2 separate regions of the Homo sapiens genome follow, and region 2 is linked to region 1. Evidence: chromatin loops called from intact Hi-C (ENCODE). Cell type or tissue: psoas muscle. All regions are shown on one strand.

Region 1 (8,000 bases):
GACTTAATGTTTTACTACCATCGTCACTCATTTGTTCTTTTTCTTTGAGACGGAGTCTTGCTCTGACTCCCAGAGAGGAGTACAGTGGCGTGATCTTGGCTTACTGCAAACTTCACCTCCCAGGCTCAAGCAATTCTCCTGCCTCAGCCTCCCCAGTAGCTGGGATTACAGGCGCCCGCTATCATGCCCAGCTAACTTTTGCATTTTTAGCAGAAGCTGGGTTTCACCCTGTTGGCCAGGCTGGTCTCGAACTCCTGACCTCAAGTGATCCGCCCCTCTCGGCCTTCCAAAGTGCTGGGATTACAGGCATGAGCCAGGGCACTTGGCCTCATTTGTTCTTTTTAAGCCCCTTTCTTGGCCAGGAGATGGCTCGTTCTAGCGTGAGGTCATGAATGGAAGAGTTAGTGGCCAGGAATTTGTGGAAGAAAGAAAAAAGGGTAATTCGCTAGGTAAACAGGAAGCTAGAATCTGTTTTGGAGATAAAATGAACCCACAGAGGCTGGGAGGAGAAAGGGAATTGAGCCAGTTGTTGACTAAGGCTACTTCTCCTCCCTTGAAATTTACTTGGAAGAGCAGCTGAGGCGGAAAGATGGAAAGCAGTCTTTTCAAGAGTTGGTAAGCAAACCTCCAGTTTTAGTTTCAGCTGCCTGGTCTGTAGATTTTTCTTCATAGAGGGAGAAAGCTCAGAAGTAAACCACATGGCACTGCAATCCATGAGAATCTACTTGGACTCACCTAAACCACGCTACATTCTGTCACTGATATAGCTTGGGATCACACATTTTTTCTTTGTTTATCATTTTAATCTTCCTTTGCTCTGAAGTCTTAGATATTCTATATACAGCCTCCTCCTCCTCCACATCACATATATTATGAGCACTAAATTAAAATGGCAACTTTGATAGAAATACTAATCTGTGACTAAATGTTTAACAAGGGGGCAAAAAGGATTTACATTTTGATCTTCAAACATTGGAAAATAAATGCCCTCAGTTGTCAGCTTTCCAAATTGACAAGACTGCAAGGGCAAAACAAAATTTCCATGCATTTGATTGACCTCTGTGAATTGAGCTATTATTAGCAGATAAGAACTTGCCAAAAATATCTGGAAAATATCAGCTGAAAAGTGATTGAAACGAAGTATTTAAAGCAGGTCAGCAGGGCCATGTCTGAAGGAGACAGATTATAAAATACATCTGTATATATTGTATTTATACATAATATATGCCACATATAACATACATGTATATACCTAACAATTCATTTTAATTCAGCAAATATTTATTGAGTGGCTATTGGGTCGGACACCATGCCACCCTAGGCTTTGGGAACACAAACAATAAGCTTTAAGTTCTCTTACCTCCAAGAACTCACAAGCTAGAAATATGTGAGACAAAACGCCATAATTCCTACAACATAATACACCTGACAAGGGTTAGATGAGCAATTTGCATAAAGTGCTACCATTGCAGCAATTAACAAGGCAGAGGAAACGTGATGTTTGTTCTGATGATCAGAGAAGCCTTTCCAGTAGAGATGACATTTACCTCCTTGGGATTTCAGCAGACACAGGAGAGTGAGAATGTCACTCTGGCAGAGGAAACAGAATTTACAGATTAGGAGTACATGGCTGGAATGAAAGAGTTGGGGATGGAGTGGATAAGAAATAGCAGTGACTACAGTTTGAGTGATACATTTATTTGCATATTCATTGATTCAGCAAACTTTTCATTGGTGCTGAGGGAGGTAGGCCCAAGGTATGTGCTGGGTACAGAGGCTGAGAAAACACGGGACAGAGTGGTGGAAGATGGGCCTGGGATTGTGGAAAAAACAGAAAGCACCAGCCCTGTTTGATCCTTCTAGAAGGATTTTTTTGTAGTGTCCCAATGATACCTTTCATTGATAATGGTTACCATTTCATTGAGCACCTCCTAAGTGCTGTGCTGAATAGCTGTGTTACTGCTAGTTCCAGCAATCCTGCATGGTAGGTGTTTTCTCTATTTACACATAGGAAGAGAAGCTCTGAGTGCCTGAGTGCCCAGCTTGTCATATACGATGCTTGGATTTGTGCAAGCATTGATCTCAATGGCCTGGTAATTATAAAAGCTGAAGAACAGCTGAAATCAAGAACTTCTCCACCCCAGCCCCTGAGGACAATACCACCTCCAAATGCCTTGGGCCCACTCTGGTCTCTGGTGTGGTGGGACAGCGCTGTCCGGTCTGCGCAGGTGATTTATGTCTGCCTGCTTTTCGGAGAGGCCAGAGTTTATTGCCTTGCTGGGCAGAACTGCAGCTGGGGCCTGCCCTGTCCCATCCCCATCCCCCCGAAAGCAAAGATTTCCAATTACTGTTCTGTAGAAAATGTCAAAAGCATTATTCAACTATTCATTATCCCAGGTTTTGCAATTTTTCATATGTTTTTACTCTTATCTGCCAGCACTTGAAAAAGACCAGCTTTTTCCTCTTAAGAGAGCTTAATTTGCAGAGCTGTGCAGTCTTCCTATTATGTTCTTATCATCCTCTCCCTTTGGTAGGCAGAATGACAAGGATGACAAAAAAAGAACCAAAAATATTTGAAGGCCTTCCTGAAAATCCACCGGAATGAAGGATCCCAAAAGCCTGAGGCTCGGTTCCTCGAGTGACCTGGACGGGAGCCAAGGGCGGCTGGCATTAGCTCTCACAGTCCACTCGGCAGGAGCTCGTGGCTAGTGCTCATGGGACCAAAACCACCACCCCAGGGCCATGGGATTCCCCCCCAGGGGCTTAACTGGGGGATTAAGCAGCTCTGAGGTGCCAAGAGGTCCCCTCTCCCCGAAATCCTCGTACCAGTGCTAAATTACCTTTGGTATCCCAAGGACCAGAGGCTAAGGGTAGCTTGGGGTGAGTGGTTAGCTCTTCCCCCATCTCCTGTGGCCCCTCCGCCCCATTCTTTGATAAGGTAACTGACATTTTTCTCTTTGCTGTGTAAAGTGCTATGCAGAGGCAACTTCACGTCCCCTAGCTCGCTCTGTTCCACCTAGATGGCGCCCTAAGCCCCGCCTGTATGGAGATTCGGAGCAGCCATCTCCCTGGATGCCTTCCTCCCACGATCCCCAGGTTTCTGAAGCGGGCGCACCAGGACTCCTGGCTCACCCAGAGAGACGCCTTGCCCGCGGCGGGGCTCGCTCGGGGAAATCCCCGCCCACCTTGTTATTCCTGCAGGGGAATCCCCGCCCCCCGTCCCTGTCACTCGGGGAAGGGAGTTCCCGCCCCTCGAATCAACCAGGGGGAGGGAATCCCCGCCCATCCTGGAGGCTCGGCGGATCCCCTGCGCAGCGAGGCGAGGAGCGGACCCCAGCGCCGGTGCGTGCCGGCCCCGGGCAGCGGGACGCGGCGGGGCGGCGGCTGCAGGCAGCCGAGGAGCCGCAGGCCGAACCCAAGGCACCGGGATTGCGCCTCCCGCGGCTGCCGGCGAACCGCGGCTCTGCAGCTCGGGGCAGGCGCGGCGGCGGCACCGGTGGTGGCCGCGGTGGCGGCAGCTGCGCGGGGACCCGCCGGGCGGCGCCTGGGTCTGGACGCGCGAGGAAGCCGCGGGAGCCTCGGCCAAGCCGCGAGCAGGTGAAGCGACCGTCCCGCTGCAGCCGGGACGCGCGGCTCCGGGTGGGCAGGGGATGGGGGAGGCCCGGCACCCCCGAGACCGTGTGTGCCCAGGAAAGTTTAGCTACAAATCCGGGTGCGGGAATCCCAGCCCTGGCAGGGCGGGGAGTGAGGACGCCGAACCGGGGTCCCACGTTGGGCGGCGCAAACTCCTCTAGCATCCGGCCGGGGACGGGGAGGGCGCAGCCCAGGGGAGGGGGCTAGACAGAGCGGGACCGAGACAGCGGGACAACCGGAGACGCACTGCCGGGGGTACTCAAGACAGGGCCGGGACCTCCTGCTCGGGCGCGCATCCCGGGTCCCCATCCCTGGGCCGTCTTCTGGTCCCTTCCTCCGACAGGAGTGGAGGTACTCAGGTACTCCGGCCTCAGGTAATGTCTTGGGGACCATCCTCCCTCGGGCTTGTTTCATCTCTCAACCCCCGCCTCTTTGCCCAGATGAGACGTTAGACGCGGGGCGAGGGAATGCAGGGGGCGCGCAAAGATCAAGGGCATCTTAGGGCCGGTTATTGGCGTCTGCCGGGGAGATGGGGAACATAGTGATAGGGAAATCCTGCTCTCTCTCTGAAGTCGAGTTTCTCCTAAAATCTGGTTTCTCCCTCCCTCTGTTCCTCTCTCCCTCCCTCGGGTTTGCGTTTGTGTTTTAAGTCTTTGAGCTGCCTGTGGTCCCCGCTATTTGGAAAATCCATTAAAGCGCAAGGCTGAATTCAGCAGCAGGAGGGTCCAGGACCCCTGGCAGGAGTTTGCCAGAAGCTGTCCTCGGCAGCCCAAATCTATGCAGAGACCTTGATAAGGGACACTGGAGTGGGAAGAGGACAAGGTCTGGCATGGGCTGGTCGCAGAGACTGGAATGGCAGGCACGAGGGCATTCCAGAGCTCCAGACCTGCCCTGGGACTGGCCGTTGGGCAGTGTTGGGGGATGGAGCTGAGTCTGAGTCTGTCCCCTGCAGCTGGCCTAACCTCTTGCCTCCACCAAAGGTAGGGTAGGTGGATATGTTTGCCTTGACAAATCGCAATGAAACTACTGGAAGTGGTTGCTGAGTGGCTGCAGTAAGTGATGCCCTGATCTGTCCTTGCAGAGAGACCCCCTGGACCTTCAGGGCCTGTTCTCCAGTGGGGTCTCTGAACACTGGAGGGCTTTAGGGGCCTGGCATCTCTACTGGGCCAGCTTTTGTGGGTTGTGACTTCTGGGTGGTGGCCAGATAGGTACAGGTTGGCAGGTGTGAAGTGGGAGTGCTGCTTGTGGGGGCAGAAGAGAATGTCTCAGAACACACCCCTGGCTGTAGGTGGTGGTTCTGGCTTCATGAATTCCTTCTTCCATTAGGATGGGCCCAGAGCTTCTGCTCCTATAATAACCACCTAGTTGTGTGAGTGAGTGTGTGTGTTGCGGGGGTTAGGTGTAGGAGTAGGGGGGTGGCAGGTGCTAGGAGAGGAAAAATCAGAACCATGTAAAGTATATAAATGTACCTACCTTGACATAGTTAATATGCTCCTGGAAAAATATTGAATTATACTTTAAATCTATCGCTGAAATTGATTTTGCATGTACTTTATGGCAGTTTACTATTTAAGGAAACTTATGATAATTTCTCTGTTCATTTCAATCATTTTATTTTTGGAATACCTGTGGTTTGCTGTGCTGGAGGCTGAGGAGGCTTCGAGGTTCCAGGATATGCTTAGATGAAAGATGCTCCCTCGCTGCTGTCAGTTTGTCAGTTTCTGTCCAGCAGGAGAAGGGAGAGAAGCCTGCTAAGCACTATGGTGCAGACCAGTGCACATGCTGCATGTAGTAGACGCCATGTGTTTATTGGATGAAGGAGTGAAGAGATAATTAAGTGAGTAAAGTACCTGAAGAGTGGTCCAAATAAAACATTTTGGGAGTATGGAGGAAAAAGAAGTCACTTTTGCCAGAGAGGATCTGAAAGGCTTTGTGGAGGAGCTCTTAGGTAGAAGTCGAGAGGTTGATCCTGAGTTAGGACTCAGTGCTAAGGACTCAGAGGAACTAAGGACTCAGAGGAACTAAGGACTCAGAGGAACTTAGTTCTCCAGATAGTAGGGAGATGTGTGAGATATTTTTTTTTTTTGAGACTGGGTCTCATTGTTGCCCAGACTCAAGCAATCCTCCCACCTCAGCCTCCTGAGTAACTGGGATCACAGGTGTGTGTTACCACAACCAGATAATTTTTGTGTTTTTTGTGGAGATGGGTTTCACCATGTTGCTTATGCTGGTCTCGAACTCCTGGGCTCAAGTGATCCTGGTGTCTTGGTCTCCCAACGTGCTGGAATTAGAGGCATGAGTCACTGCGCCCAACCTGGCCCCTCGTTCTGCTCCTACACAACCCTTTAGCACACTCACCATGCTGCCCTGGGTGTGTTTCTTTAGGGCCTTATTTTTTTCATACCCAGATAAGGCCTGGAACAGTTGCTAATCAACTTCCTCAGGTTAGACAGGAAAAGAGGCAGAGGGAACACCCCAGACCCCACTACCCCCGGCTGATCATACTGTAGGGTGTTGTGGAAACCCTCTCCCAGAGGCTCCAGGCCTGGTGAGCTGAACAAGATAACACAGAGCTGTGGATACCCCCTTGCCTTTGATCATGTGGGCCTAAGTGACTCGGACCATGGTGGTGGGGGCATCTCTGTTGGAAGGTCTCTCCTACTGCACCATCCACAAGGGGACAAATTCCAAAGATGAACCCACAAAAGGTCAGGAGCAAATCCAAAGAGAGGCTGAATCTCTTTAAGAAGACAGACTTAGAGACTCAAGTTTTCAGCTTCTTTCTTCTGCCCTCAGACACATCCCCGCAGCACCAGGGAGGATGCTGAGGTCAGAGTTGAGTTTCAAGGACAGGAAGAGCTATGCAGACAAGCCCATGAGAGAGGTTAGCAGACAAGTGGAGAGGCAGGGATGTCTCAGAGACGCCCATCCCCAGAAGGATGATAGGAAAAGGCCACTGATAGAACAGTGTCTGCAAGGGGTGTTCATGAAGCCAGGCTGCAAGGGAAGAAGGAGACAATGATTGCCAAGACAGTGAAACTGCAGGTATAGACACTGGATCCAGAAGTGTGCTGTTTGAAAATAATCCACAGTATTTTGAGGAGGTTGTAGCATTGAAGGAGGGTTTATTCATGAGAGTCCCTCCATTCTCCCTCCCAGGCATGTTTGGTAAACAAAAGAGATGTGGGAGAGAGTAGAGAAGCTAGATCAGGGGTGTTTGGGCTGGAAGAGGTGAGCAAGTGCAGGGAAAGAACAATCCTGGCATCTGCCTTCTCTGGAAGGCCAGAGGGAAGCAGAGGTTGGTGAGGCCCTGGAGAGAATGAGGAAAACAGGGGAGGCATTTGCTGAGACCTGGGGTCACTTCGTGAAGCTGGGGCCTGGAGGAAAGGGCTGCGGTACTGCTGCCTGCCAGGGGAAGCAAACCCGGCACCTGGCACCAGTGGAGGCAGCCAGGAGGGAAAGGAAGGACTCCTGAGTTGGGGTCAGAGGCTTTGGCTGGAATCCTAGCAGTGCAGAGAACTTCCTGCTGGGCCAGATGATTAGAAATGTTGAAGCCTCCATTTGCTCATGTATAAAATTGATGCAGTCGCTACTTCACAGGGTTGTTCTTAGGAGGAATCGAAAGAGGTACTAAGGTGTGTTTGGAAGGCCCTCCATGACCGCATCTGCTGTATAGGGGGTCCTTTCGAACAGTGTGTCCAGAAATGCATAAACCTCTCACCAAAGTCAGTGAGAGCCCAGTGGAATGGAGAAGGCAGGAGTTTTTAGCAGACTTGCCTGAAGCTTTCTTTCAGCTGTGGATGAAAAGTTTTGGACTACTCTGAGCAGTTGGGTCTCCCTGTTTGCACCTTGACAAATCCTTCAAGATTTCTGCCTTTTAATCCATTGGCTTGTTGCAGTGCTGCGTCTAAATTTAATGTCCCTCTCTTTTGCAAAGATCCAGTTACCAGGTGCAAGGCAGGAAGAGGCTGGACAGTCTCCTCTGTCCTCCATGGTTTGGAAGGGCATCATGCACTCACACTCGGTAACACCTGCATTTGAGGAAGCTAAGGCCCAGAAAAACAGAGAACTTGCCCCATTAGACAACCAGAACTAGAGTCACAAAACACAGTTGCTTGATCTGGGGAACTCTTGTCTTTCAATAGCAGTGGTGTTGGCCAAGATGCAGGTGGCTGAGGAAGAATTAAAAATCTGCAATCCCCCTTGGTTTTATTAATGGGTCTTTGATTATAGTTGAAAAGATGAAAAAACAGTCTCACTTATTAGTGAAGCGGGAAAGAAAAGGAGCATTTGACTTACTAAACACTAAGTAGATATGTGCCAAATTAAATGAAATTGGGGAAAATGTGAATAATTTTTTTTTTTTT
Region 2 (8,000 bases), 450 kb after region 1:
CAAACCAGCTGAAAATCGTGGAGATTTCTGCTGAAGCAGTGTCAGAGACTGTATGTGGTAACAAGCCAGCTGAAAGCGACAGACGGGGAGGGTGCTTGGCCCAGGGCAACTGTCAGGAGAAGAGTGAAATCAGGCTCTATCGCCAGGTCGCAGAATCATCCACAAGTCATCCATCCTCACTCCCATCTCATGCCTCCCAGGCAGAGCAGGAAATGTCACGATCATTCAGCATGGCAAAACTGGCGTCCTCCTCCTCCTCCCTTCAAACAGCCATTAGAAAGGCAGAATACTCCCAGGGAAAATCAAGCCTGATGTCAGACTCCCGAGGGGTGCCCAGAAACAGCATTCCAGGGGGCCCCTCGGGGGAGGACCATCTCTACTTCACCCCAAGGCCAGCGACCAGGACCTACTCCATGCCAGCCCAGTTCTCAAGCCATTTTGGACGGGAGGGTCACCCCCCACACAGCCTGGGTCGCTCTCGGGACAGCCAGGTCCCTGTGACAAGCAGTGTTGTCCCCGAGGCAAAGGCATCCAGAGGTGGTCTTCCCAGCCTGGCTAATGGACAGGGCATATATAGTGTAAAGCCGCTGCTGGACACATCGAGGAATCTTCCAGCCACAGATGAAGGGGATATCATTTCAGTCCAGGAGACGAGCTGCCTAGTCACAGACAAAATCAAAGTCACCAGACGACACTACTGCTATGAGCAGAACTGGCCCCATGAATCTACCTCATTTTTCTCTGTGAAGCAGCGGATCAAGTCTTTTGAGAACCTGGCCAATGCTGACCGGCCTGTAGCCAAGTCCGGGGCTTCCCCATTTTTGTCGGTGAGCTCCAAGCCTCCCATTGGGAGGCGGTCTTCCGGCAGCATTGTTTCCGGGAGCCTGGGCCACCCAGGTGACGCAGCAGCAAGGTTGTTGAGACGCAGCTTGAGTTCCTGCAGCGAAAACCAAAGCGAAGCCGGCACCCTCCTGCCCCAGATGGCCAAGTCTCCCTCAATCATGACACTGACCATCTCTCGGCAGAACCCACCAGAGACCAGTAGCAAGGGCTCTGATTCGGAACTAAAGAAATCACTTGGTCCTTTGGGAATTCCCACCCCAACGATGACCCTGGCTTCTCCTGTTAAGAGGAACAAGTCCTCGGTACGCCACACGCAGCCCTCGCCCGTGTCCCGCTCCAAGCTCCAGGAGCTGAGAGCCTTGAGCATGCCTGACCTTGACAAGCTCTGCAGCGAGGATTACTCAGCAGGGCCGAGCGCCGTGCTCTTCAAAACTGAGCTGGAGATCACCCCCAGGAGGTCACCTGGCCCTCCTGCTGGAGGCGTTTCGTGTCCCGAGAAGGGCGGGAACAGGGCCTGTCCAGGAGGAAGTGGCCCTAAAACCAGTGCTGCTGAGACACCCAGTTCAGCCAGTGATACGGGTGAAGCTGCCCAGGATCTGCCTTTTAGAAGAAGCTGGTCAGTTAAGTAAGTATCTGCCCACTACTTTTATTTCAGATAAACTTGTTTCATTTTGGAATAGTTTTAGATTTATAGAAAAGTTGCAAAGATAATGCAGAGTTCCCACTTACTTTTTTTTTTTTTTTTTTTTTTTGAGATGGAGCATCGCTCTGTCGCCCAGGCTGGAGTGCAATGGCGCGATCTCGGCTCACTGCAACCTCTGCCTCCCGGGTTCAAGCGATTCTCCTGCCTCAGCCTCCTGAGTAGCTGGGATTACAGGCGTGCACCACCACACCTGGCTAATTTTTGTATTTTTAATAGAGACGGGGTTTCACCATGTTGGTCAGGCTGGTCTCAAACTCCTAACCTTGTGATCCGCCTGCCTCGGCCTCCCAAAGTGCCGGGATTACAGGTGTGAGCCACTGCACCCGGCCACTTCTTACCCACTCTTCCTAATGTTCACATCTCTCATAACCACGGTCCATTCGTCAAAAGTAAGAAATTAATGTTGGAGCAATACCATTAACTACAGACTTCATTCAGATTTTGCTGAATAAATTCTGCTAATATCGTTTTTCTGTCCCAGGATCCAGGATACTACATTCCATTTTAGTGCCCTTGGTTTTTAATATCACTGCTGGAAAAATAAAAGTGCCTGCAGGGAAACATGTTTACCAAAGTGTCGCTCTGAGGAGAGGCTTCTAGAGGACATGGCACTTAAGCAAAAGCAACATGAGAGGGGCATGCAGAGGAAGAGAGAGCACAGCACGGGGGAATTTGGACTTTGGAGGTGGCTGGAGTTAAACGGAGAATTTCTAACATATTTAAAAATATTTCACTTGAGGCCAGCCGTGGTGGCTCACACCTGTAATCCCAGCACTTTAGGAGGCTGAGCCGGGCAGATCACTTAAGGTGAGGAGTTCAAGACCAGCCTGGCCAACATGGTGAAACCCCATCTCTACTAAAAATACAAAAATTAGCTGGGGATGGTGGCAGGCGCCTGTAATCCCACCTACTTGGGAGGCTGAGGCAGGAGAATCGCTTGAACCCAGGAGGCTGATGTTGCAGTGAGCTGAGATCGCGTCACTGCACTCCAGCCTGGGCAACAGAGTAAGACTCAATCTCGAAAAAAAAAAAAAAAAAGCCAGGCCCAGTGGCTCAGGCCTATAGTCCCAGCACTTTGGGAGACCAAGGCAGGCGGATCACTTGAGGTCAGGAGTTCAAGACCAGCCTGGCCAATATGGTGAAACCCTATCTCTACTAAAAATAAAAAATTAGCCAGGCGTGGTGGCAGGTGCCTGTGATCCCAACTACTCGGGAGGCTGAGGCACGAGAATAGCTTGAACCCAGGAGGTAGAGGTTGCAGTGAGCTGAGATCGTGCCACTGCACTCCAGCCTGGGTGACAGAGCTAGACTCCATCTCAATAAAAATAAAAATATTTCACTTGAACATATGTATTGAATATTTTAAAACATGTCAGAAGTGTCCTGTTAAGCTCCAGCATTGGTCCCATAACTTCTTGAGGGGATCTCTGAATTCATAGCAGTTCCCCTTGCCATTGGCAGTGAATGACATTTCTGTTCAGCACTCAGGATTTATTCTTCCATTAGTTTGGAATGGAAGTTTTGACCAAAAGAGAGCAGAAAATACCTGTTCTCTTTTGTATAGTAGAAAGGAGATCATTTTAAATGCATTCTTATAAAATGAAGAAATTGCTTTTTTCTTTAATGTTCTTCAAATATATTTATATTATTTAGTTTGGATCAACTTCTAGTCTCAGCGGGGGACCAGCAAAGATTACAGTCTGTTTTATCGTCAGTGGGATCGAAATCTACCATCCTAACTCTCATTCAGGAAGCGAAAGCACAATCAGAGGTGAGTGAAACACAGAAAGCTCAGGAACATGAATTGCGGCCGCGTGAGTGCCCAGGTATGTGCTGCCTGCCCAGACAGCCGAGGAGAGCCCGCCCCGAGTCCTGGAGAGGGAGGACTGCCTTGGGTTGCGAGTTTCACAGCTCAGTCTGACTTTGGCCTCACGTGCTGCTAGCCAGCTTCAGAAGCTAGACCTTGTCTTGAATGTTCAGGTGCCAGATGGGTGTCACTGCTGTTTTCATCCCCCAAGTAGCAACTAGTTACCATTCTCCTAACTCCTATGTGTGGAGTTTGTTTGCAGAGAGTCCTCAAAGCAGAGCTAGTCATCTCGGAAATACCTCTCGCCACCTAACTGTGGACATAAACTAGTCAAGGGAGCCACCTGCTGGTGAGAGAAGAGTTACATTGGTGTAGTCCCGCCGTTGCCCTGAAATATGGTGGACCCCTGAACAACATGAGGGTTGGGGCACTGACCTTCGAGCAGTGGAAAATCCACATATAACTTTTAACTCTCCCAAAAACTTAACTACTAACAACCTACTGTTGACCGGAAACCTTACTGATAACATAAACAGTCAATTAACACAAGTTTTGTCAGTTATATGTATTATATACTGTCTTCTTACAACAACGTAAGTTAGAGATAATAGAACGTTATTAAGAAAATCCTAAGAGGCCAGGTGCAGTGGCTTACACCTGTAATCTCAGAACTTTGGGAGGCCAAGGCGGGCAGATCACTTGAGGTCAGGAGTTCAAGACCAGCCTGGCCAATATGGTGAAACCCTGTCTCTACTAAAAATACAAAAATTAGCTGGACATGGTGGTGGGTGCCTGTAGTCTCAGCGACTCAGGAGGCTAAGGCGAGAGGATTGCTTGAACTTAGGAGGCAGAGGTTGACATGAGCTAAGATTGCACCACTGCATTCCAGCCTGGGTGACAGAGCAAGACTTCATCTCAATTAAAAAAAAAAAGTCATAAGAGAAAGTGTATTTACTATTCATTAAGTGGAAGTGGTTCATCATAAAGGGCTTCATCCTTGTCATCTTCACACTGAGTAGCCTGAGAAGGAGGGAGGGGTTGGTCTTGCTGCCTCAAGGATAAAGAGGCTGAAGAAACCCTGAGTGTGAGTGGACCTGTACAGTTTGAGCCTGTGTTGTTCAAATGTCACCTGTAGAAGAGCATCTGAACCCTGGAGTACAAGGAATTACAAATAAAATCTTTCAGTAAATCAGTTGTGACAATAAACATTGACAGAAGAAACCACAGGTTCACATCTAGGATACTAATCTGAAGATCAATTTCTTGGGGCTATACGTAGAGATTTGAACCCTAATGAATGAATATTTTCTATTTAGAGAAATAAATATGAATGTTTCTTTAGTGGTAGTATACCTGGGTCACTGAAGTCATCTAAGAATGCTGTTCCAGAAATTCAAATATAGAGGGGCTGTGTGGTTTCTCAGCCAACAGCCAGCCTTGGCACCTAGTAAGGAGTTGGCCAGGAGGCGAGGAGAGAGGTTGGAATAAAGGAGACCAGTCCCTTCAGGTTCCACTCCCTTCTGATTCTCAGCCGCTGATTTGGGTCTGTGCAGTTAAGACATGCCTTGACAGGAGGATCATCTGAGGCCAGGAGTTCGAGACCAGCCTCATCAACATAGTGAGACCCCTCATCTCTCAAAAAAAAAAAAAAAAGATTAAATTTAAAAAATTAGCCAGGCGTGGTGGTATATGCCTGTAGTCCTACCTACATGGGAATCTGAAGCAGGAGAATCACTTGGGTCCAGTAGTTTGAGGCTCAGTGAGCTATGATCGTGCCAGCGCACTCCAGCCTGGGTGACAGAGCAAGACCCTGTCTCTGAAAGAAAAACAAAATGTCTTGAGATGCTAAGCACTTCCGCTTTCAGTAAAAGGGAATAGCCCCTCATCTCTCTTCCTCCTCCCACTTGTTATTACAATAAGGAAGGATTTCATGTGTGAAAGTCTCATTCTGAGACCACCAGTCAAGGGGGCACAGGTGGGGTCACACGTTGCCAGGCCCCCTTTACCCCAGACATTTTAGTGTTAGATGAAATGTCAGAGGAGAAGACCAGACTGTCCAGCCAACCACAAGCAAGATGTACATCTTCAGGAACCTCAAACAAAGTATGGCCAGCATGCCACAGTGCTGCCCGAGGGTGGCTTATTCTAGGGCCTTCCTCACCCCCTACTACTCACGCTCACCACGAGGCAGGGTTGTGGTTTGGTTTGAAGATCATTCCTACATATCAGAACACGGCGTTCTTTTCCCTTTATTTTCTCACTGTCTTCAGAGAGGAGCGTTGAGCAGGGCTATCCTTACTCTGCCATCCTCAGTCTAGAAGCTTCCTGCCTTGCTTTTTCCAATGAGTATGGTTTGCAGGTACTAAAAATAGAACTGCACAAAACTATTTTCTGTGTCCTTGGCAGTGCTGTGAGAGATTCGAGGCTTCGAGGCTGAAAACAAACCCTGGCCTCCTGACTTCAACACACCCAAACCTTGGAGAGCTCTTGATGGTTGATCTGGCCGCCCTGAGACTGTGCTGAGGCTCTCAGAGGCAAAATTTGGCGCAATAGTCAGCTTCTAGCATATCTGTGTCCTTAAACACCACTGGAAAAAAATGTGAATACATTGAAATTTTTGTGATTTAACTTGTCCTGGAATGCAGGAGGGCCTCATTTTCTTTTTTTTTTTCCTTCTCCTTTTTTTTTTTCTTTTCTTGAGATGGAGTCTCGCTCTGTTGCCCAGGCTGGAGTGCAGTGGCGTGATCTCGGCTCACTGCAAGCTCCACCTCCTGGGTTCACGCCATTCTCCTGCCTCAGCCTCCCGAGTAGCTGGGACTACTGGTGCCCGCCACCATGCCCGGCTTTTTTTTTTTTTTTTTTTTAGTAGAGACGGGGTTTCACCGTGTTAGCCAGGATGGGCTCCATCTCCTGACCATGTGAACCACCTGCCTCCGCCTCCCAAAGTGCTGGGATTACAGGCGTGAGCCACCGCACCCGGCGTAGGAGGCCTCATTTTCAAATATTGTCTCTTTGCTCCCATAAGACATTGAAATATCTGAGAAGTGTTCCTATTTTCAGCACCACATTACCTCCTAGAAGCTGGACAAAGACCATTTACTGGGTCCCGTATTCCCATTTTTGTTTGGAAAGCTTAGTCAACCTCTTTCTCCCCATCAATCCGTGTGTGAGCATACATATGGTTGAAGGTGCCCATGAAGTCAACCTCCCAACTCCCCCAAAAGTTCTGCGGGACAGTCTAGGTTTTGGTTTGAGTGAACTTTGGGGGTTTTTTGAGACAGAGCCTCACTCCATCACCCAGGCTGGAGTGCAACTGGCATGATCTCCACTCACTGCAACCTCTGCCCGCTGGGTTCAAGCGATTCTCCTGCCTCAGCCTCCCAAGTAGCTGGAATTACAGGTGTCCGCCACCACGCCCGGCTAATTTTTGTATTTTTCAGTAGAGACGGGGTTTCGCCATGTTGACTAGGCTGGTCTCGAACTCCTGACCTCAGGTGATCCGCCCGCCTTGGCCTCCCAAAGCACTGGGATTACAGGCGTGAGCCACTGCGCCTAGCCATGCTATTTTTTTGGCATCAGTTAATTAATTGTACCTGAAATCCAATGATGGGGAGGGAGATGTAGAAAACATGGCCTTGATATGCTCTTATCCTGCCTCTTGCCACTGACGCTTATCTTTCTGCTGTTGCTAGGACTGGCTTTGCTAAATTGTAGACTTAAAGAATTACAGAATAAAGGATTCCCATCATGATCAAATTATGTACTATGATTTTTTTTTTTTTTTTTTTTTTTTGAGACAAGGTCTCACTCTGTCAACCAGGCTGAAGTGCAGTGGCGTGATCATGGCTCACTGCAGCCGTGACCTTCCGGGCTTAGGTAATCCTCCCACCTCAGCCTCTTGAGTAGCTGGGACTACAAGTGTGCAACACCACACCTGGCTGATTTTTGTAGAGACAGGGTTTTGCCACATTGCCCAGGCTGGACTCGAACTCTTGGGCTCAAGAGATCCGCCCCCTTGGCTTCCCAGAGTGTTGGGATTACAGGCGTGAGCCACCATGCCTGGCTGAGAGCCAAAGAACCTTTAGGGCCTGTGGTGAAAAGCCCCTCCAAGAGGACTGACATCAGAGCTTCCTTACTCCTGGCCCAAGGGGATATGTTTTTCTTTCTTAATTTTTTGCAGCTGTAGCTCAAAGGATAATTTTTGTTTGTTTTCACTAGAATGAAGAAGATGTTTGCTTCATAGTCTTGAATAGAAAAGAAGGCTCAGGTCTGGGATTCAGTGTGGCAGGAGGGACAGATGTGGAGCCAAAATCAATCACGGTAAGTGACAGAGTCATTAGGCTCTCAGGAAAATCCCCCCTCAAGCAGCCTCAGAATGTGATCAGGGCACAAATTCCAATCAGCGGGTTCAGAGATTGCTGGATTTCATTCCCAGCTACCAACATAAAAAGGGAGAAGTGGGAGAAGTAGTACGTAAGGTTTTCGTTGACAAAAGACAAGCATTTTTAACACAGAGCTGACATGTATAGGCCATTTCCAATCCCTATAAACACAATTCGCTATAGCCTTATAATTTACCTCCATATTTTAAGCAGTAGAAAACATTAGAATCAACTGGCCAAACTTGTGTTTATACAATTACTCCCG

The links. Hi-C counts contacts between places; a loop is a spot of excess contacts. Peaks named below come from ENCODE experiments on the same cell type or tissue, not always from the same donor. Only the 100,000 strongest peaks of a DNase experiment are listed, where the experiment ranks them.
Region 2: it touches region 1 in a loop (2.4-fold over the local background); 4 of 110 quality-filtered maps call a loop at or near these places.

The regions. Positions count from the first base shown.
Region 1 is chr5:31,635,841-31,643,840 of GRCh38, forward strand. It overlaps PDZD2 (PDZ domain containing 2), which reads left to right and starts at 3,291. Exons shown (of 25, transcript NM_178140.4): 1 at 3,291-3,597. RefSeq lists a silencer at 3,245-3,594. In psoas muscle, a CTCF peak has its summit at 3,465; DNase peaks (open chromatin) are centred at 291, 2,681 and 3,191; H3K4me3 peaks cover 2,406 bases; H3K27ac peaks cover 850 bases; H3K27me3 peaks cover 671 bases.
Region 2 is chr5:32,089,708-32,097,707 of GRCh38, forward strand. It overlaps PDZD2 (PDZ domain containing 2), which reads left to right. Exons shown (of 25, transcript NM_178140.4): 20 at 1-1,468; 21 at 3,200-3,317; 22 at 7,572-7,673. It overlaps LOC105374711 (a long non-coding RNA gene), which reads right to left. Exons shown (of 4, transcript XR_007058716.1): 4 at 3,904-8,000. Among named protein-coding and RNA genes, the nearest start is that of GOLPH3, 81 kb to the right of the region's middle. RefSeq lists enhancers at 2,922-3,423, 2,950-3,119, 3,424-3,923, 3,572-3,631, 7,997-8,000. In psoas muscle, a CTCF peak has its summit at 3,716 (motif pointing left); no DNase peak of the experiment used is centred here.